2 separate regions of the Homo sapiens genome follow, and region 2 is linked to region 1. Evidence: chromatin loops called from intact Hi-C (ENCODE). Cell type or tissue: heart left ventricle. All regions are shown on one strand. Links, peaks and the distances in the headings refer to the core of each region. The heading gives the core; the rest is flanking DNA.

What was found. Hi-C counts contacts between places; a loop is a spot of excess contacts. Peaks named below come from ENCODE experiments on the same cell type or tissue, not always from the same donor. Only the 100,000 strongest peaks of a DNase experiment are listed, where the experiment ranks them.
Region 2: it touches region 1 in a loop (3-fold over the local background); 13 of 110 quality-filtered maps call a loop at or near these places.

Annotation. Positions count from the first base shown.
Region 1 is chr11:47,976,326-47,986,814 of GRCh38, reverse strand. It overlaps PTPRJ (protein tyrosine phosphatase receptor type J), which reads right to left and starts at 6,256. Exons shown (of 25, transcript NM_002843.4): 1 at 5,807-6,256. The coding sequence starts at 5,902. RefSeq lists silencers at 5,226-5,655, 5,756-6,345. In heart left ventricle, for the core only: a CTCF peak has its summit at 5,455; DNase peaks (open chromatin) are centred at 4,924, 5,444, 6,024, 6,284 and 1 weaker place; H3K4me3 peaks cover 2,663 bases; H3K27ac peaks cover 1,051 bases.
Region 2 is chr11:48,075,503-48,085,991 of GRCh38, reverse strand. All of the region lies in intron 1 of PTPRJ (protein tyrosine phosphatase receptor type J), which reads right to left. Among named protein-coding and RNA genes, the nearest start is that of MIR3161, 16 kb to the left of the region's middle. In heart left ventricle, for the core only: a CTCF peak has its summit at 4,742 (motif pointing right); DNase peaks (open chromatin) are centred at 4,471, 4,711 and 6,162; H3K4me3 peaks cover 686 bases; H3K27ac peaks cover 1,169 bases.

The DNA of each region.
Region 1 (10,489 bases), core at 1,691-9,690:
GGCCAGGCGTGGTGGCTCAGACTGTAATCCCAGCACTTTGGGAGGCCAAGGCAGGTGGATCACCTGAGGTCAGGAGTTAAAGACCAGCCTGGCCAATGTGGTGAAACCCCGTCTCAACTAAAATACAAAAACTAGCCAGACATGACGGAGCGTGCCTGTAGTCCCAGCTACTCAGGAGACTAAGGCAGTAGAATTGCTTGAACCCGGGAGGCGGAGGTTGCAGTAAGTGGAGATCACGCCACTGCACTCCAGCCTAAGCAACAGAGTGAGACTCCGTCTTAAAAAAAGAAAAAATTGTCATATGAACTAATGATCTGGGGCCTCATTTCTTCTCTCCAAGTAACAGCAGCAGCCACAACTAGCAGTTGGGCCTTGCTTTAGGTGTTACGTAGCAATTCCTTTTCTATCTTATTTGATCCTCTCAACCACCCAGTGAAGCAGGAAGTGTTAGTCCCATTTTCCAGATAAGGAAATGAGAAGTCACAGAGGTTAAGTGACTTGCTGAGTTTATGCAGTGGCAGAGCAAAGACCCAAACCCAGGTCTTTCCATCCCAGACCCCAGTCTATCTCCACAAAGGCAGACTTGCCTTGTAAACTGAGGCCCCAAAGAAATATAAGCAGGAAAGAGGGCACCTGGGTTCTCTGTGTTACAAATGGAGCAGATCATACAGGGTTTAGGACACAAAGAACCCAAAATAAAGGTAGCATGTCCCTGCAGTCCTGGCTACTTGGAAGGATGAAGAGGGATGTCAACTGGACCCAGGAGTTCGAGTCCAGCCTGGGCAACACAGCAAGACTGTCTAAAAAATGTCTGGGCCAGGTGCGGTGGCTCAGGCCTGTAATCCCAGCACTTTGGGAGGCCGAGGTGGGCGGATCACCTGAGGTTGGGAGTTCAAGACCAGCCTGGTCAACATGGCGAAACCTCATCTCTACTAAAAATACAAAAATTAGCTGCGCATGGTAGCGCACGTCTGTAATCCCAGCTACTCAGCAGGCTGAGGCAGGAGAATCGCTTGAACCCGGGAGATGGAGGTTGCAGTGAGCCGAGATCGTGCCACAGCACTCCAGCCCAGGCAACAGAGTGAGACTTCGTCTCAATAAATAAATAAATAAATAAATAAATAAATAAATAAATAAATAAATGTCTGCCACCTCCTCTCTTAGCTGCACACAGAAAACCTTCTCCATGACTTTTTACAGCACAGGATGGTAAATTGGGGCAGTGGAGACATCAGCCCTGGCTCCGCCACGTAGTAGTTAATGAATCTATAGTAAATTATTTTTCTTTTTTTTTATTTCTCTGTGAAGATTCCAGAAGTATACAGTTAAGTTCTGAACCTCAGTTTTCTCTCAGATAAAATAAAAACATGGCTGGGTGCAGTGGTTCATGCCTGTAATCCCAACACTTTGGGGAGCCAAGGTGGGCAGATCACTTGAGCCCAGAGGTTCAAGACCAGACTGGGCAACATAGCGAGACACCATCTCTATTAAAAAAAAAAATTAGCCAGGAATGGTAGCACACGCCTTTAGTCCCAGATACTTGAGAGGCTAAAACGAGAGGAGCCCTTGAGCCCAGGAGGTTGAGATTGCAGTGAATTACGTTTGTACCACTGCACTCCAGCCTGGGTGACAAAGCAAGACCCTGTCTCTTAAAAACAAAAACAGGCCGGGCACGGTGGCTCACGCCTGTAATCCCAACACTTTGGGAGGCCGAGGTGGGCAGATCATGAGGTCAGGAGATCAAGACCATCCTGGCCAACATGCTGAAACCCTGTCTCTAATAAAAATCCAAAAATTAACTGGGCATGGCGGCACGTGCCTGTAATCCCAGGTACTTGGGAGGCTGAGGCAGGAGAATCCCTGGAACCCAGGAGGCGGAGGTTGCAGTGAACCAAGATCACACCACCGTACTCCAGCCTGGCAACAGAGCTAGACTTCATCTCAAAAAAAAAAAAAGGCCGGGCACAGTGGCTCACGCCTATAATCCCTGCACTTTGTGAGGCCAAGGCAGGCAGATCACCTACGGTCAGGAGTTCAAGACCAGCCTGGCCAACATGGTGAAACCCCATCTCTACTAAAAATACAAAAAGTAGCCAGGTATGGCGGCATACGCCTGTAATCCCAGCTACTCGGGAGGCTGAGGTAAGAGAATCACTTGAACCCAGGAGGTGGAGGTTGCGGTGAGCCAAGATTGCACCATTGCACTCCAGCCTGGGTGACAGAGTGGGACTCCCTATCAAAAAAAAAAACAAACAAATAAACAAGAACAGCACCTACCTCTTGGTATTTCTGAAATGGCCAAATGAAATAATGCATTAAAACCCTTAGCACACAGTGCCTGTCATGCATAATGTTACCTATTAATTATAATATCATCAGTGGCATTATATTAGAAGGGAAACACACAGAAAATTGCCTCTTATCCTGCACTCAAAATAATTCCCTAGCCCAAGAAGTGAATGAACTGAGAAGTAATTACTGATGATCCTCTGGCTACACCCAGGCCTACGGTTGTTCAGCCACTCTGCCTCAGCCCCAACCTCAAGCAAAAATTACTTTTAGGAGCTAAATAACCCCTTTGCTGACCAAAATTGCTCATTTGGAAGCCAGGATCCTCTCTGCTTAGGAAAGCTTGGGTATTCCATGGTTATCTTTATCGTGGGGCCCAACTTGAAGTCAGCTCAAAGTCACGGTCTAACCATAAACCAATTTGCTGTTTTCGTAAACTGTCTGCAAACAAAACATAATCGTTTGGTTTTCCCGTTGTCCTGAAGCAAAACAAAAATATTTAAAGTCACTCATATGAGAATCTAACAAGCAGTTTAAAGAGGAGTCAAAATATACTTTGTACTCTGGATGGAACAGGTAAGGAATCAGGCTTAAGGATTAGCCATGAGAGATAATAAACCCAGTTATTATTCACCAGGAAACAAGAAAGTGAAGATAAAACAAAACCAAAACACTACAAGACCAATAAAACAGCTATCAGTCACCAGCTTTTTTTTTTCATTTATTCTTTTAAAATCAGCCCACATCAAGCTGATTTCTTAAAGAACCTGTCAGGATTAAATTTCTCAAGGAGGCAGGAGGAAAACTGCTTTGTCACATTGCCTAAAACATACACACAAACCAAAACTACTGTGCAAAACTGCTATGAGAATGGGAGGAGTCAGACACTGCAACTAGCAAAGTCCTCATGTTGGAATCATCTCTGACCGTCCTTCCTGTCTTAGAAAAGGGGAATGAGATGCCAGTTCAAAAATTGCTTTTCCGGGCCTACTAAGCACTGAGCCTTCCGGCATCTCAGCTTTCCAGCTTCCACACCCGCCCTTATTAATGTCCAAACAGAGCTGTGTCTTTTCCATGACTTGTCCATTTGTTTAACCTGGTATAGTTGATTCCATTTTATAACACACACATAAGCACATACACACACAATCCAGGCCTCAAAAAACCAGTCAGCTCTTAGGAAGGTAGTCACATACTTGTTTCCTAAACAAACTTCAGAAATATCTCAAATTGATTCAACTTTGAAAAATTCCATTCACACCCACCATTTTGAGAAGACACAGTGATACGTCCCTATCATTAAAAGTAAGATCAAAGTGAAAACACGGGAAAAAAAAAAATAGCACTTTGAAAATATGAGGCCCAGGCCGGTGACCCAGGTTCCCATCTTGTCTTCTCTAATACCTTGCTGGGTGACCTCAGCCTGCTCCCTGTCTTCTCTGGACATCAATATCCTCATCTAAGAGCTCTGAGGGGTTTCAGCTGTCTTGAAAGTCTGGTCCAGCTCAAAAATGCACTGATTCCCTGAAATATCCATTATCAAAATGAACTGCTGAATGTGGATTTTGAAGATGCTTCTTCTGGGAGCCTTTTAGACTTCCTATTTCATAATGTGTCCAAAAAAAAAAGAAATAAGAGAGTCCTTTTGAGGTTCTACAGAACAAACCATAGAGGAAGGAAATATCTAAATACAGGACAAGTGTAGAGTGGCAATATGCTAATGAAATACAAGGAAGGATTGAGCAAGCAATAAATTTACCCAAGAAACTTTTTGCTGATTGAGAACACAGCTAGCAACCACTATGGCTGGAGCAAAAATAAATAAATTTTATATATATATAATTTAAAATTTTTTTGCTGAAGCAAAAAAAAAATTACATATATTATACATTTAAAAATAAATGAAGCTTTAAGTTTGGGGGTTTTCTGTTTTTTGTGGTTTTTGTTTTAGCATAAACTTTTGATACAAGAAATCTTCAAATACAAGGCTTTTTTAACTTCAGACACTGCTTCCCTGAATTTCCTTACATGGACAGGGAGAAGACAGCCCCCACAGGCACTGTACCTTAATAATGAGAATCCCATGTGGAAACCCTTAATATTTACAAAGTTCTTTTAGACATTGGCCAGTGGAAGCCCCTCAAACAATTCCATTGGGCAGAGGGTGCTATACTCATTCTACAGATGCGGTTAACTGAGGGTAGAGAAGCCTGAAGAGCAAGTCCAGCCCTGTGGCCCGGCCCTGGAGCCAGTCTCCTGACATCTACTCCCAGGTTCTCTGCAGGAGGTCACATTGCCTTCTGGCCCCCAGGAGAGCCTGTGCAGAACCTGCTGGGGAAACTGCGAGGAGAGACCCTTGGGTGCCGAGGGTCACGCAGCCCCCAGGCCCCAGCCCCCTTCTCCTACAGCCTGCTAGGCGGCATTGCTGCCCCAGGGTGATGCTTCTGCTCTCTCCTGTATTCGCGCTGGAGAAGTTTTCCCTGAAACCAGGTTCCATCCCCAGCCAATAACTCATTTCCTCAGAGATGGTGTCTGTATAAAACAAGCAAGATGGTCATTTGCAGAAACGCACAGCAAGGCAGCCCTAGACCGCTTCCCCTGCGGGTTCAAACCCCAACAGGCTCCAGAGGCTAAGAGGACGTGCCCGCTGGCTCAGCTCCCATGGCACGGGCTGGGTGCTCCGCTATTTCACTTCTCTCCCTCAGTTCCCCATCTGTGAAATGGGAATGCCCCTTCAGCTGCTCTGCCTCAGCCCCTATGGAAATGCCAGGAAGGGGAAAGGTCGGTCACCAAAACGCCAGGGACAGCATTATCTGAAAAGTGAAGCCAGAAAAGAGGGTGAGGGTGGGGTGGGGAGGGGGAGCCAGCGCCCACAAAGCACGAATTAAACACCCATGAAATCAAGCACGACGCCAAGAGGGCCGGCTGCCTTGAGAAAAGCCAGCGTGCGGCCACCTTTTCCCCGGCCTGGGAACTTTCCCCAGGAACAGGGCCCTCGGCCCGGAGTCCCGCGCCTCGCCCAGGGCCCCACTGCCCAGCGCCTGGCCCTGCCCTGTCGCCCCCGCCGCCCCTCGGGCCCCTGCAGGCCGGGTCGGAGGTCTGTCGGCAAAGGCTCAGCCAGGCCGCCCGGCTCTGCGTCCCCAGACCTCCGCAAACACGCCCCCTCCGGCCGCCTCCGGCTAGGAAGCCGGGCCCGTGCCCGCCAGATGTGCCCAGCGCCGGGAAGAGCCGGGCCAGGGACGGCCTGGAGCCCGCGCGGAGGCTTTCCCCGGGAGGCTCGGGCACCGCGGCACCCGGATCCCGCCTCTCTCCCCCGATCCTGGGCAGCCGGAAAAGGGATCGATCGCCGGCGTGCGAGGCCGGCCGGGGTCCCCGCAAGTCGCCTTCCGGGGATCCGGGGATCCGGACCCCCGCCCCCTTCCCCGGAACCCCCCGGGGGGGTACGCTCGGGCAGGTGCAGTCAATGCCAGTCCCGCCCCAGCCTCCTGCCCCCCGCCCGAGCCCACCCGGCGCTTACCTGGCCCAGGCGCAGCAGCAGCAGCAGCAGCGGCAGCGCCCAGCGCAGCCCGGGCGAGCGCGGAGGCAGCCGCGCCTCCCGCGCCGCCGGCTTCATGCCCCGCGCGCCCTGGAACGTGCCCCGGACGCGCGAATCGGGCCCCGCCGTGCGCCCGAGCCCGGGCACCGTCGTCGCCGCCTCCTGCCGTCTCCTTCGCCTCCTCCTCCGCCAGCCGGTCCGCCTCGTCCCCGCTCCGCCCGCCCCGGGCTTCCCCGGAGACATGGCAGCGGCGGCGGCGGCCGCGGCCACACGCCGGAGCCTAGCGCGGCTGCCGCGGGGGGGCCGCGTCCCTGAGCGCGCAGGGGCTTCGCGGGGCGGAGCGAGCGGCGCCCACCCCCAGCGCGCGGCTACCCGGTCCCGGCTCCCGCGGCTGCTCCCGCTGCCTCCTCCGCGCGTCATGCGGCTGGGGCTGCTGCAGGGAGCCGCGGCGAGCGCTCGGCCCCCTCCCTTCCCCTCCCCCTCTGAATATTCATCGCTTCCTCCCGCCCCGGCCGGCCCGGCGGCTGCGGAGCTCCGCAGCCCCTCGCCGCCGCCCGCCGCTGCCCCCGCCCCCTCCGAGCCGGCCGCGGATCCCCTCCCGCGGGCAGAGGAAGCGCTCCCGCCTCGCCCGCCCCTCCGCCCAGCCCTCCCACATTCCTGGGACTTGGAGCCCGGGACCAGGCTCCGTGGCTCTAGCGCCTCGAGCCGGCACCCCTCAGGACGGGCTCCCCAGCCTCACACCAGGTCCACGGCGCCGGGTTCGGGTGGGCAGAGGTTGACCGAGACCCCTACTGAGAGCGCAGCCAAGCCTGATTGTAGACAGCAACCCGGCGAAGGCGCGTTTGACCTGGCCCTGGGTGGGCTTGGGGGTGCGTGAACCCCGAAATTGTAGAAGGCACGCTGTACATTGTGTTCTGTCCCCCAGCCCCCGAGCGCCGGCCAGGGAGGCAGAGAGCCCAGTACAAGCCAGTCCAGGGATTAGAACCCCAGCTGTGGCATATGGTGGACGGGGCTCTGCTGGTAGTACCAGCCCTGTGAACTCTGGAGACGCATTTCTCCTCTCTGGCCGACCCCACCCACCCTCCTCTCCTCCCGTGTGAAATAAAGATCGTACTAGGACGTGTGGAGAGAGAGGTCCACTGCATTCGCGATTAAACGAGACAGTAGTTAGTAAAGTCCTAAACACCTAGCCTGACACATCGTGGGACTCCACATACATTAGCTCTTCTGGAAGCTTTCATCACGTTGTTAAAGAGGTCAATGAACTGACAGGAGTTAAAGATCACAGCAGATATTACTCCTGTGCCCATGCACAGAGGAAGACACTAGGATCAGGGAGGCTATGCCACTTGCCCAGGAGAAGCCGCAAGAGAAAGGGCCAAACCAGAGAGTGCTAAGGAGGAAGAGGTTAATTCCAACCAGGAGAGAGGTGACACCTGAGCTGGGCTTTGAAGGATGTGTTGAGTTTCACCAGGCCAGTAGAGGGGAGAAGTGTCTCAGGAGGTGGGGCCAACTTGGCAGAAACGAGGCAGCAGATGCTTCGAGCTTGGCCTTCGGAGAAACAGGAATGGGAGGCTGGGGGATTCATACTGGGGGAGACTTCAAAGGCCAGGATAATGAGTCTAGGCTGGATTCTGTGTGCAGCAAGATGCAGACCACGAGGTGTCCAACACTACCTCCAGACACCCGTTGGGCCTCAGGTTACCATCTACAAGATGGGAATACACATTCACTTACAGGGTCTAAGTGGTTCCCACCAGACAACACACCCAGACAAGCACTGAGGATAAAGAAACTTTGCCAGGCCGCACGATGGCTCACGCCTGTAATCCCAGCACTTCCGGAGGCCAAGGTGACTAGATCACTTAAGCTCAAGAGTTCGAAACCAGCCTGGGCAACGGGGTGAAACCCAGTTTCTACAAAAATTAGCCGGGTGTGGTGGCACACAGCTGTAGACTAAGCTACCTGGGAGGCCGATACAAGGATGGCTTGAACCTAGGCTGCAGTAAACCAAGATGGCAACACTGCACTCCAACCTGGGGAATAACGTGAAAACCTGTCTCAAAAAAAAAAAAAAAAAAAAGAAGAGGCTGGGCGTGGTGGCTCACACCACACCTGTAACCCCAGCACTTCAGGAGGCCGGGGCAGGCAGATCACTTGAGGTCAGGAGTGCGAGACCAGCTTGGCCAACATGGTGAAAACCCATCTCTACTAAAAATACAAAAGTTAGCTGGGCGTGATGGCGTGCCTGTAATCTCAGCTACTCCAGAGGCTGAGGGCAGGAGAATCGCTTGAACCCGGGAGACGGAGGTTGCAGTGAGCCAAGATTGCACCACTGCACTCCAGCCTGGGTGACAGAGTGAGACTCCATCTCAAAAAAAAGAAAAGAAAAAGAAAAAAGAAACCTTACCTATGGACTTACACACCTTGCCACCCTTCATTTAAACACTATGTAATTATCATAATTCACAAGGATTTTTGTTCCTCTGTGCCTCCTCCCCTCTTGAGGCAGAGACATAAAAGGTGTTCATGTCCATGATACCCAGAGGGAAGGAAAGCTTGATTTAAGATGCTACCAGGGGGCTGGGCACAGTGGCTCACGCCTATAATCCCAGCACTTTGGGAGGCTAAGGTGGGCGGATCACCTGAGGTCGGGAGTTCAAGACCACCTGACCAACATGGAAAAACCCTGTCTCTACTAAAAATACAAAATGAGCTGGGTGTAGTGGCGCATGCCTGTAATCCCAGCTACTCGGGAGGCTGAGGCAGGGGAATCGTTTGAACCCAGGAGGCAGAGGTTGCAGTGAGCAGAGATCGCGCCATGGCACTCCAGCCTGGGCAACAAGAGTGAAACTCTATCTCAAAAAAAAAAAAAAAAGATGCTACTGGGTAGCCAAGGATGATTGCCAATTATAAAAAAGAAAAAGAAGATGATAGTAGGTCTGCAGGCTGCCTCGGATCCTCACAGACCCTACAGACCCTACTAACCCTGAAGACCGACCCAGGTCTCCACAGATTCATGGCTTGGGTCAGCAAACAGCTCTGTGAACTCCTGCACGCCCTTCAGTTTTCTCCTGGGTAAAATGTATGCCCAGCTTAAGTATTGGTTGGAACTGGATTTCGCCACTGCACAGTGATGAAACAAAATAAACAGCCTTTTCAGGAAAGGGAGTGAAGACCTGAATAATAAACTACCTCTTCAGCCATAAACAGATCACACTGGATTAATGACCTCTGAGAGAAATGAAATTAATCCTGGGTAGGTGTTACATCAACTCCTTGAGGACAGGGGTTGGGACCTCCTCACCTTGGTAGCCCTGCAACGTCCCACTCAGTGTCTTGCCTGTAGCAGGGATTGAATATTCGTGCAGATGCATGGCCACAAAAATGTATCCAGGGGTAACATGATGTGAAAGTTTATTTTTCGGCTGGGCGCGGTGGCTCACGCCTGTAATCCCAGCACTTTGGGAGGCCGAGGTGGGCAGATCACAAGGTCAGGAGATGGAGACCATCCTAGCTAACACAGTGAAATCCCGTCTACTAAAAGTAGAAAAAATTAGCCAGGCGCAGTGGCAGGTACCTGCAGTCCCAGCTACTCGGGAGGCTGAGGCAGGAGAATGGCATGAACCTGGGAGGCGGAGGTTGCAGTAAGCCGAGATCGCACCACTGCACTCCAGCCTGGGCAACAGAGCAAGACTCCATCTCAATAAAAAAAAAAAAAAAAAAGAAAGAAAGAAAGTTTATTTTTCCACGAAGATAAGTTGGGGAAGGATCATTCCCTTTGCAATGGATTTGAGACTATATTCCAGTCTATAGGTTTCTCCATCACATGTCACTTCACCTAGAAATTCCAAGATGCCCCAACACTGAGTTGGGTGCACTTCCTCCTCCATCCACCATAGCTCCCTGTGCTTAACCTTATCTAACCACAATTTTGTAATTGCCTGTTTATTTGACCACCTTCCTCGCTGGACTCTAAGACCCTTGAAGATGGGGTCTGCATCTTGTTTATCATTGTATCCTCAGCAAATAACAGTCACTCAGATAATATTGATTTAAATTAAATAGCAAACTAAGGTATTCTGTATATGCCTGTTCTCTCACGCACAAAACAAATTCCATCTGCAAACAACTTTTCAGGAATAAATTCTACTATGCAAAGTTCAGGACACATTCGCCTTGAGAATATACAATATTTGACCTTCTAATCATGTCTCCTTCAAACAAACCTAAAGCTTTACTGAACAGAGGGCTAGATAAATAGAGGACCAAAAGGCTAATAAACCAAGAACCTGGAGTGGAGGGCTCCTGGATGCATTCCAAAACTTCCTCATAGAAGCCACCCAGTGCCAGCTCACACCTATAATCCCAGCACTTTGGGAGGCCAAGGTGGGCAGATCATGAGGTCAGGAGTCTGAGACCAGCCTGACCAACATGGTGAAACCCTGTCTCTACTAAAAAATACAAAAATTAGTTGGGGGTGGCGGCACACGCCTATAATCCCAGCTACTCAGGAGGCTGAGGCAGAAGAATAACTTGAACCCAGGAGGCGGAGGTTGCAGTGAACTGAGATCACGCCATTGCACTCCAGCCTAGGTGACAGAGCAAGACTCTGTCTCAAAAAAAGAAAAAGAAAAAGAAACTCAATGGCTTGTTATAATATAG
Region 2 (10,489 bases), core at 848-8,847, 100 kb before region 1:
AACCCATTTTCTTACCACCCCACCCCCAGACCCCTGGGCCAGTTTTTAACACATGAGCAAACGAAGGAGCACAGAGACAGCAACTTGCCCAAAGCCCCGCCGCAGCTGGAAAGGCAAACCTCTCATTCATACAGAAACCACCTGACATAGGGCTACTGAATAAACACTAATCATTCGCTTAGAAAAGAAGCCTATAGGATCCACAGAATGGCTTCAATCCCTTCCATAGTCCACAGGGCTCTGTCTTGACCAGCACATCTTAAACTTTTTGGTCTCCTTTATGCTCTTAAAATTATTGAGGACCCCAAAGAGCTTTTGCTTATAATAAATCTGTTGTTGGGCATGGTGGCTCATGCCCGCAATCCCAGCCCGCAATCCCAGCACTTTGGGAGGCTGAGACGGGTGGATCACCTGAGGTCAGGAGTTCGAGACCAGCCTGGCCAACATGGTGAAACCCCGTCTCTACTAAAAATACAAAAATTAGCCAAGTGTGGTGGCGGGTGCCTGTAATCCCAGCTACTCAGGAGGCTGAGGCAGGAGAATCCTTTGAACCCGGGAGGCGGAGGTTGCAGTGAGCCAAGATTGTACCATTGCACTCCAGCCTGGGTGGCTGGGTGACACAGTGAAACTCCGTTTCAAAAAAATAAAAAATAAAAATAAATAAATCTGTCACCTGTTAACATAAATGACATTGTATGGAAAATGATGTTTCCAATACAAAAAAAAAAAAAAGTGAGAGAGATAGCATTATTTTAGATATTTGCAAATCTCTTTAATGTCTGCTTAGTAAGAAACAGCTGGATTCTCATATTTGCTTCTGCGTTCACTCTGTTACAATAATGTAAAGAAATTCTGGACTCACACAAAAACATGCAGTTGAGAAAGGGAGTATTTTCTCAGCCTTTTCAGTAGTTGTGGATATTTTTCTTTGCTGTTACACCAAAACTCAACATGTGGATGGCAGTTATTAAAAACTTCTCTGCATCGTGGAATGTGAAACTGTGTCGGTGAACTTTTCATATTCTGTTACATGAAAATCCATTGGTCTTTGCATCCACTGCACTTTGGGTTTTTTGCTGTTGTTCTTTTTTTAATTACAAATAATTGTACAATTTATAATGTATCCACTGCACTTTGAATGGCTCTGTGAACAAACATGAACCTGAAAAAGGCAATCCCCTCAAGATGGACCCCAAGCAGCAAAGTGTACCTAAATTTAAAATACAGCCAAGTGGCCATTTGCTGACTAGAGGTCACACTACGTACTCCAAGTTTCACAAAACCCCACACCCTTTTGACTTGGGACTTTCAGAGCTCACATGAACCAAGCAGTCAGAGCTCGTCTGCTTCAGCCAATCAGAGCTCAGCTGTATCAACCAATCAGGGCTCAGCTGTATCACCAATCAGAACTCAGCTGTGTCAGCCAATCAGAACTAAGCAAGTTTGACCCGCCCCCTTCATTTGCATAATCAAACCTGATTGGGGACATGGGCCAGAAATTTTGCTATAAAAACCTAGATTCTGCCATGCCTGTAATCCCAGCACTTTGGGAGGCTGAGGCGGGTAGATCACTTGAGGTCAGGAGTTCGAGACAAGCCTGGCCAGCATGGTAAAACCCCGTCTCTGCTAAAAATACAAAAATTAGTAGGGTGTGTGGGCGTGGTGGCAAGTGCCTGTAGTCCCAGCTACTCGGGATGCTGAAGCAGGAGAATCGCTTGAACCCGGAGGCAGAGGTTGCAATAAGCCAAGATCACGCCACTCCACTGCACTCCAGCCTGGGAAACAGAGCAAGACTCCATCTCAAAATTTAAAAAACAAAACAACAACAACAACAAAAAACTAGATTCTCTCTTTGCTCTCTGGAATGCACCTTCATTTTACACCAACGCAGCATCTCCCAGTTTGCGATCTGTTCACTAGAATAAACTCTCTTTCCTCCAAATTCTTCTCTAGAAAACTTTTGTTCATAGCTCTTTTTACCCTGCATGGCTTTGTGGCCTTATGCATTGGTTATTTGGAAAATATCAGTTCACTGAGATTTGCATACATGAGGGAATGAGAGTGAAAGGACAAATAGTTTACTATTATTATAAAAATACTTTGACCTCACAGACCTCACAGATCCCTAAAAGGATCTCAGGAATCCCCAAGAGTCCCAGGACCACTCTTTGAGAACCATGGGTCTAGACTAAGGTCCAAGAACTTCCCACCCACTTAAGTATTCATTCATTCATTCCACAAATATTTACTGGGTACTCACTACATGCCAGACACTGTCCTGGGTGCTGGGAATTCATGAGTGAACAAAACAATGTCCTGACCTCATGCAGCTCACATTCTCATAGGAGAGGCAGACCATACACAAATAGACAAGTAAACTTACACTATAATGTCAGGTAGTAGTAAGTACTAGTGGAAAAAAATGAAGCACTGTGTCACCAGACATTTGCACATGTGGGATGTGGTTTGCCTGGGAAGCCTTATTCAGCAAGCCTGAGATTTGCTAATTTAAGTGTTTCACAATAAAATAAGAGCTTTTTAGAAAAATAATATTTTTTATTTGAGACAGAGTTTCACTCTTGTTGCCCAGGCTGGAGTGCAATGACATGATGTCAGCTCACTGCAACCTTCGCCTCCCGGGTTCAAGCGATTCTCCAGCCTCAGCCTCCCAAGTAGCTGGCTGGGATTACAGGCGCACACCACCACGCTCAGCTAATTTTTTATTTTTAGTAGAGATATGGTTTCACCATGTTGGTCAGGCTGGTCTCGAACTCCTGATCTCAGGTGATCCACCCACCTCGGCCTCCAAAAGTGCTGGGATTACAGGCGTGAGCCACCGCACCCAGCCTTAGAAAAACAACTTAATACCAAAATGCTTGCAGACACAGGGTGGTGGAAGAGGGACCTGCCCTAGAAGAGCTGAGAGCTTACCACTGAGGCTGAATTGCTTTCCAACTACTCTAGGAAGAGTAAACCTCAGAGGTCATCTCACTTAGGGCCTCCACCCCTCCAATGAGCCAACCACACCATCTGTTTACACACATTATCACTTCTGCAACCCCTTGCACCCATACAGCACATTCACATACACTATGTATACATGAGCCTTGTACAACTCCTGGAGGGTAGATACTATTCACCTATTTTACACATGAGGAAACTGAGCCTGGGAGAAGTTAACAAGTGTCACCCCTATTATGTAATACATGGTTTATTGCACCGCATGAATTTTTACCAAGTCTTTAACCTCTGATATTCCACCATGTAAAGAGCAACTGGGCCAGGCACAGTGGCACACACCTGAAGCCAGGAGTTCCAGAACAGCCTGGGCAACAAAGCAAGATTACTACATCGCCATTAAAAAAAAAAAAATAGCAATATCAGGCTGGACAACATAATGAGACCCTGTCTCTACAAAAAAAAAATAAATAAATAAAAAATTAAGGAGGCTCAAAGGGTGAGGCAGGAGAATGGCTTAAGCCCAGGAGACAGAGGCTGCAGCGAGCCATGACTACACCACTGCACTCCAGCCTGGACAACGGAGCAAGACTCTGCCTCTCCAAAAAAAAAAAAAAAAAAAATTTGCCAGGTATGGTGGTGTAAGCCTGTGGTCCCAGCTACTCAGGAGGCTAAAGCAGGAGGATCACTTGAGGCCAGGTGTTTTGAGGCTGCAGTGAGCTATAATTGTGCCACTGCACTTCAGCCTCCAGCCTGGACAACAAAGTAAGACCATGTCTCCAAATAAGTAAAAAGAAGAGAAACTGGATGAAACGTTGAAAACAGAGGTAAAGTTTCTTCCTCCAAAAATGCCCTGCTCCTCATATCGCCTCTTCTCAAACAGCAAGTTAAACCTGTGAAGAAGACAAAAGAGAGATGGGACTGACGCTTAGTAGGTGCCAATATTTGGAGATATTGGCCCCATAAACATTTATGGAGACTACTCTGCACCCAGCCCAGTTCTAAACAGTGGGGATACAGAGAGGAAGAAGAAAGACCAAGCCCTTGCCCTCTGGGACCTTCTGTTCTAGTGGGCCACCATCAACACAATACCAAGAGACTATTCACCACATCTACCCTGAAAGAGTTAACTACAAACTTCGAGCTTCCTGAGACTTCATCAGTAGCATCAGCCCAACAACAGAGCCCTGTGTTCAATCTTGACATGGGCCTTAAAACATCCCTTTCAGGAGAAGAAAGAAGCTTTATGATGCTGCCCCTTCCCCCCACCCATTTTACAGATGGAAAAGTAAACCCAGGGCCCAGAAGCCACTCCCTCTGAATCTTACAATGAGTCCGTGGTGGGACAGGAGAAAAGGCAGCTCTCCTGTCTTCCTACACAGCCCTGGCCGCAGCCTGGCCCCATTCTCTCTTTTTATATCCCAGGAGGCCTCCTTGAACAACAGCCACACATTTGTGGCGACCGACCAACACAAAAGCCAGCCGGGGAAGTGACTATTTCAGGACGAAAGGGGCATATTTAGCAATGGTCCTCGGCGGCCACCCAAAGTCCGGCCAGCCCCAAGTCGTCCGCCAAGCCCAAGCCCCACATGGAGCTTCCTCTCCTCCCTGTTTGCCTTGCCAGCACAGTTTCCACCAAGGTTTTAAAAAAGAAGTGGAAGTTCCCTTCTGCCTGACTGGCCAGCACATTCCACTGACTCAGACTGTTCTGGGCACCACGGAGAAGACACTGTTCATTTTCCCTGGGCTGAGAACTGGCCCACATCCGGACCTGTCGCCGGCAGGAGGGGGCACTTGGCGGCTCGGCACAAGCAAATGAATGGCGTGCTATTTTTAATGCTTAGTTCCTGTCTTTATTCCAGAAGGCTGGGCACCTGTGCCAGGGTTGCTGCAAGTGTGGTTTGCAGACCACCCGCATCAGAAACACCTGGGCGCTTCCGGGAAATTCAGATTCTGGGGTCCCACCCCAAACCTAGGAGTCAATCACCAGGAGTAGGGCTCAGGAGTTTTGATCTTTAACCAGCTTTTCAAGTGATTCTTTTGTAAAATAAGGTTTGAGAATCATTGACAATCTGGGTCTGTATTCATTCATTCTTTTATTCGCTCAGCAATTCCTGAGTGCCCCCAATATGCACTGGGCTATAGAAGTAGGAATACAAAAATAAATGGCACATGCTCTTGGCCTTAGGGCCCAAGGGGAGGCATGACACAGTGTGAAGTGCTAAAGACAGAGCTAAGGTACTCTGGGAGCTTAAAGGTGGAGGAATTCAATCCTGCCGGGGTGTCAGGGGCAGTTTTACAGAGGAGGGGAGCGTGGAGCTGAGGCCAAGAACAATCATTCCCTATCTTTGCCGATCTTTGGCATTCTGTTTGGCTCGGCCAAAGCCAAGATGGTATACAATCTGTCCTCACCAACCCAACACCCTTCTGACTTCTTGCAGGTACTCAGTGCACATCTGATGAATGAACAGAAACCGAGAATGGATTGGACACTGGAAACAGGAGCTAGGAAGCCACTCAGAACAGTTTTATGTGCCCCTATTGGCTAAGAACATTGGCTCTGGAGTCAGTCTCAGATGGACTCTGATCCAATTTCCCTCTTGAGTTACCCGATCACAGGCAAGTTGGCCTTTCTAAGCCTCACTCTTCACACTTGCAAAAGAGAGACAATAGCTACTTCCCATAGTTGTAGTGAAGATTAAACCTGCAGATAAAGCATCTACATCCAGCACATAGCCGGGCACATGGTATGCACTTGAAAAAGTTAAGATTTGTTCCATAGTAATAATAAAAGACCTGAAATTAAATCCAAGTTCCAGTACCAACCGGCTTTGATAAATCCATCCATCTTGGGCCTTGGGTGGTTTCTCATCTGCAAAATGAGAGGCTTAGACCAGAACCTCTCTAAAATATTTTCTACCAATAAGACTTAATTTCTCTAAAGGTGAGAAGAGGCTTTTGTCCCCAGGAACTGTCCTGGACTGATGGGCATCTGCCCTCAGACTCACAGCATCTGAGATGCCCATCCTGCACCTGCAAGCCAGGTGAAAATCATGCCTCTTCTCTGATGGGGGATATGCTTCGGGATGTTCTGCTGTCCTCTGGGGTCTCCCTTTTCACTCTGTGCTTCCTCTTTGTATCTTTTAACATTTAGAGAGTTCAGTGGGCAGCACTCTCCCCAGCCCCAACCCAGAAGCAGGCACGGGACTGTAGGGAAGTTGACCTCCTGGCCCTCTCTTTACGCTAAAGCAGTCATCAGCTTCCCCTAAAGGCAAGCGGGGGAAAGCCTGAACACAGCCAGAAACAAAGAGCTCCAACACCTTAGGTCAGACGCAAACACACCCTTGAGAAGCTGCAGCTGGGTAGAAGGCATTCTCCCAGGGGCCGCTCCTCCTCTTCCTCTGCCCTCCTACCTTCTCTGCACAACACAGTTGCCCCCAAGAGCCTCAGAGTTAGGTGTGGGCCTTTGACTTCACTACCCAGTCTTGTCCAGCTTCATCAGCAGGCAGCAAGCTGTCCCTCCATAAAAACTGCACTGAACTCGCTACCATCCAGTGTCTGCATTTACTCTAAGACTAGCTCAGCATCACTCACACACACAAACACACACACACACACGAGCGTCATGAAGGCACAACCCTTTCACCCTTCCACGCACACTCCCCTGCCTAAAGATGCCTACATCTAGAACACCGCCACCAAGACATGGAGTTACATCAGAAGAGAAGGGAAAACTCTCCCGTACTGCATCCGCCTCTAAACCAAGCTTGGCCAACCCATGGCCCGCATGCAGCCCACCATGGCTTTGAATGCAGACCAACACAAATTCATAAACTTTCTTAAAACATTTTGAGATTTTTTGTGATTTTTTTTTTTTTAGCTCATCAGCTATTGTTAGTGTTGGTGTATTTTATGTGGGGCCCAAGACAATTCTTCTTCCAGTGTGGCCCAGGGAAACCAAAAGATTGGACACCCCTGCTCTAAACTGTCCCTTGATCCTGCCCGTCTTTGCATTTCCAGTCATACACTCATTCACCCTGGTTGGTCTACACCTGGGGTCTGCTGATTTTTTCTGGAAAGAGCCAGATAGTACATAAGTACATATTTTAGTCTTTGCAGGCCATATGGTCTCTGCAGCAACTACTCAGGGCTGGCATGATTGTGTGAAAGCAACCACAAACAATGCATAAATGAAAAGTATGGCTGTGTTCCACAAAAAAAAAAAAAAAAAAAAAAAACTATTTACAGACACTGACATTTGAATTTCACAGAATTTCCACATATCACAGCATATATTCTTTTGATTTTTTCAACCATTTAATAAGGTACAAACCATTCTTAGCTCTCTGGGTATACAGAAGCAGATGGCAAGCCATTGCTTTGTGATCCCTGGTCTACACCCCTGCCACCTCCCTCCTAGACTGTAGCAATGCTCTCCTACCCAGCCTTCCTGATGCCTCTCACTCCGCCTTTTAAATCCATCCCGCTCACTCCTACTCTTCCTAAAAGTTCCACTTTAATCATCTCATTCCTCTTCTAAAAATGGTCAAACACCTTGGCTGGCACTTGAAGCCCATCTCTGTAGGGCTCCAGGACACCTTTCCACCCTTGTCTCCTAACAACCTGAACTGCCGAAACCCATCCTCTTAAATTTTGCACATAAACTGAATCCATCAGGCCGGGCACGGTGGCTCATGCCTGTAATCTCAGCCCTTTGGGAGGCCATGGTGGGTGGATCACCTGAGGTCAGGAGTTCAAGACCAGCCTGGCCAACATGGTGAAAACCTGTCTCTACTAAAAACACAAAATTAGCCAAGCGTGGTGGTGGGCTCCTGTCATCCCAGCTACCTGGGAGGCTGAGGCAGGAAAATTGCTTGAATCTGGGCGGCAGAGGTTGCAGTGAGCCAAGATCGCACCATTGCACTCCAGCCTGGGAAACAGAGCAAGACTCCGCCTCAAAAAAAAAAAAAGAAAAAGAAAAAAAAAACACTGAATCCATCTTTAGCTATTTGTCCCAGATCTCTTCCTTAAAACCTTCCCTGATCACCCAGCTCCAACTTAGTCTCAATTCCTATAGCATCTGTTTATGCCATTCACTTAGCCATTGAAGGGCAGGATACAATTTGCAGGGAGATAAGTGTAAATAGATCATTCCAGTAGAATAAAATGAGTAGAATATTTGTTCACAAGGTTACAAATCGCTGGAGAACAAAGCAACCAGCTGGGGAAAAATCAGGAGAAGTCTCCTTAAAGGATTTAACCCTTGAACCAGGTCTTGAAGGTTGAATAGGGATTCATGAGCCATTATGAGGTCAGGATTTCGGAGCAGGGAAAAAGACCCATCTCAGGCTGCTCAGGCTGGAAAGATTCGTGCAAAGGCATGGGGTAGGGCCGAGGGTGAATGAGTGGGCAGGTGGCAGGATATTGGATCAGGAAGACTGTAGCACGCTCCGTAAGGCTGTCGGGGGGAGTCCTGGAATGGTGCTGAGACACAGAGTAGGCCTTCAGGAAATATGTCCTGGGACGACCATCAAAACTGGGAGGGATTCCATTTCTCATTCCTGGAAGAGTCGGTCACTCCAAGCCTCAAAAAGTCAACAAACAAGAGCATCAAAGGGTCCATGGAGGGAAATCACTGGTCTTTAATCTCCCTGTCTTCTCTTTCAGCCCACACCCACAGCTCCAAGAAGAACTGGGTGTGAGGTCTCAACAGGCCCAAGCCTCTGTTTTCTGCTATGTAACCTGCAACTCCACTTAGCCATCTTGGAAAATGTTACATACAAGTTAAGGCTTTATTTCTGTCCTAAGATCTTGTAACTAGGACAAAACAGTAAAAGTAACCTTTTTTTTTTTAAAGAAAAAAGACTTGGCCAGGCACAGTGGTTCATGCCTATAATCCTACCACTTTGGGAGGCCAAGCCAGGTGGATCACCTGAGGTCGGGAGTTCAAGACCAGCCTGACCAACATGGAGAAACCCCGTCTCTACTAAAATACAAAATTAGCCGGGCATAGTGGCCCGTGCCTGTAATCCCAGCTACTCGGGAGGCTGAGGCAGGAGAATCACTTGAACTGGGGAGGTGGAGGTTGCAGTGAGCTGAGATGGCGCCATTGCACTCCAGCCTGTACAACAAGAGCGAAACTCCATCTCAAAAACAAAAAAAGAAAAAGAAAAAGAAAAAAGAGTTGTTCTTTTCTACCAATTGTAAAATCCTTTTCATTTCTCTAAGACATCTTTTTTTTTTTTTTTGGAACTTCACTGGCTTATGTTTGATATCTTAAAGGCGCAGATATTTTGTAACCCTCCCCCTTTACCATTTAAAAGAATTATAAAAATAGAAGTCCCAAAAAAAATCTTAAATGCAACCGCCACAGGGTCTTCCATTGATGCCAATTCCTACAGGCTTCAGTGGCAAGTATGTCTGAGCTGGTGGGAGCTTTGAAGTCAACTCTTTGAAGTGAGCCTGGTACTTTCTCAATACTAAAGGAAGTAAAAATGGAAGCTAAAAAATGAGGAGAAAGAACCAAAAAAGGGAAGAAGGCCCCTTTGAACACAAGAGCTCCCTGATTTCATCCCTTATCCAGAGTAACTCCAGACCAACTTGATTCTACGTATATCAGCAAAACACTTTTTATATATGAAACAAAGAAAAGACAGTGTCATCTCCCATAAGATTATAATTTATTAAAACAAGGTAAGACAAAAAAACAAACTCTAATACAACAATGAATGTGCAAAACACCATTAGAGAAACAGAAGAGGTAAGACACCAATGCTTGGAGAGAAGCTACTACAGTCAGGCCCTGTGTAAGGTACCCCAGCCACACCAGCTCCTGGGGGTTAGGTATCCTCTGCCCCATTTTGTAAGGCACTGAGAACATAAATTGACCCACTCAAGATCACTCCCCAGGTAAACAGATGGGTGAGACTGGAACCCAGGTCAAGCCACCATGTTCTTCCTATAGGGTAATTCCAAGAGGAGAGAAAGTATACCTGGCTGGGGTAGGGGGAAGGACCATGAGAGGCTTCATGAACAAGGGGGCCTTTCAGATGGAAATGGGATGACCAGGACTTTAGCTGGGAAGGAAGAACACTCCATGCAGGAGGCTCAAACACCCAGTTCCAGGAGAGAAAACAACGGGCAGGTTGGCTGAACTGGAACTCCGGCTACATCTCAGGGAATGAGGCTGGAAAAGGAGACATGGTAGAAGGTGCGGAAAGGCAAGGTAAAATGTGGCAGAAAGCAGCAGCCACCAAGGGAAGGGACATAACATCTGGGAAGGACGTTAAGAGCCTAGCACAGGACAGGTGTGGTGGCCCACGCCTGTAATCGCAGCACTCTGGGAGGCCAAGATGGGAAGATCGCTTAAGCCCAAGAGTTCAAGACCAGCCTGAGCAACACAGTGAGAACCCATCTCCACCACACACACACACACAAAAAAAATTTAAATTAGCCAGGCATGGTGGCACTATAGTCCTAGCTACTGGGGAGGCTAAGGAAGAAGAATCACTTCAGCCCAAGAGTTCCAAGC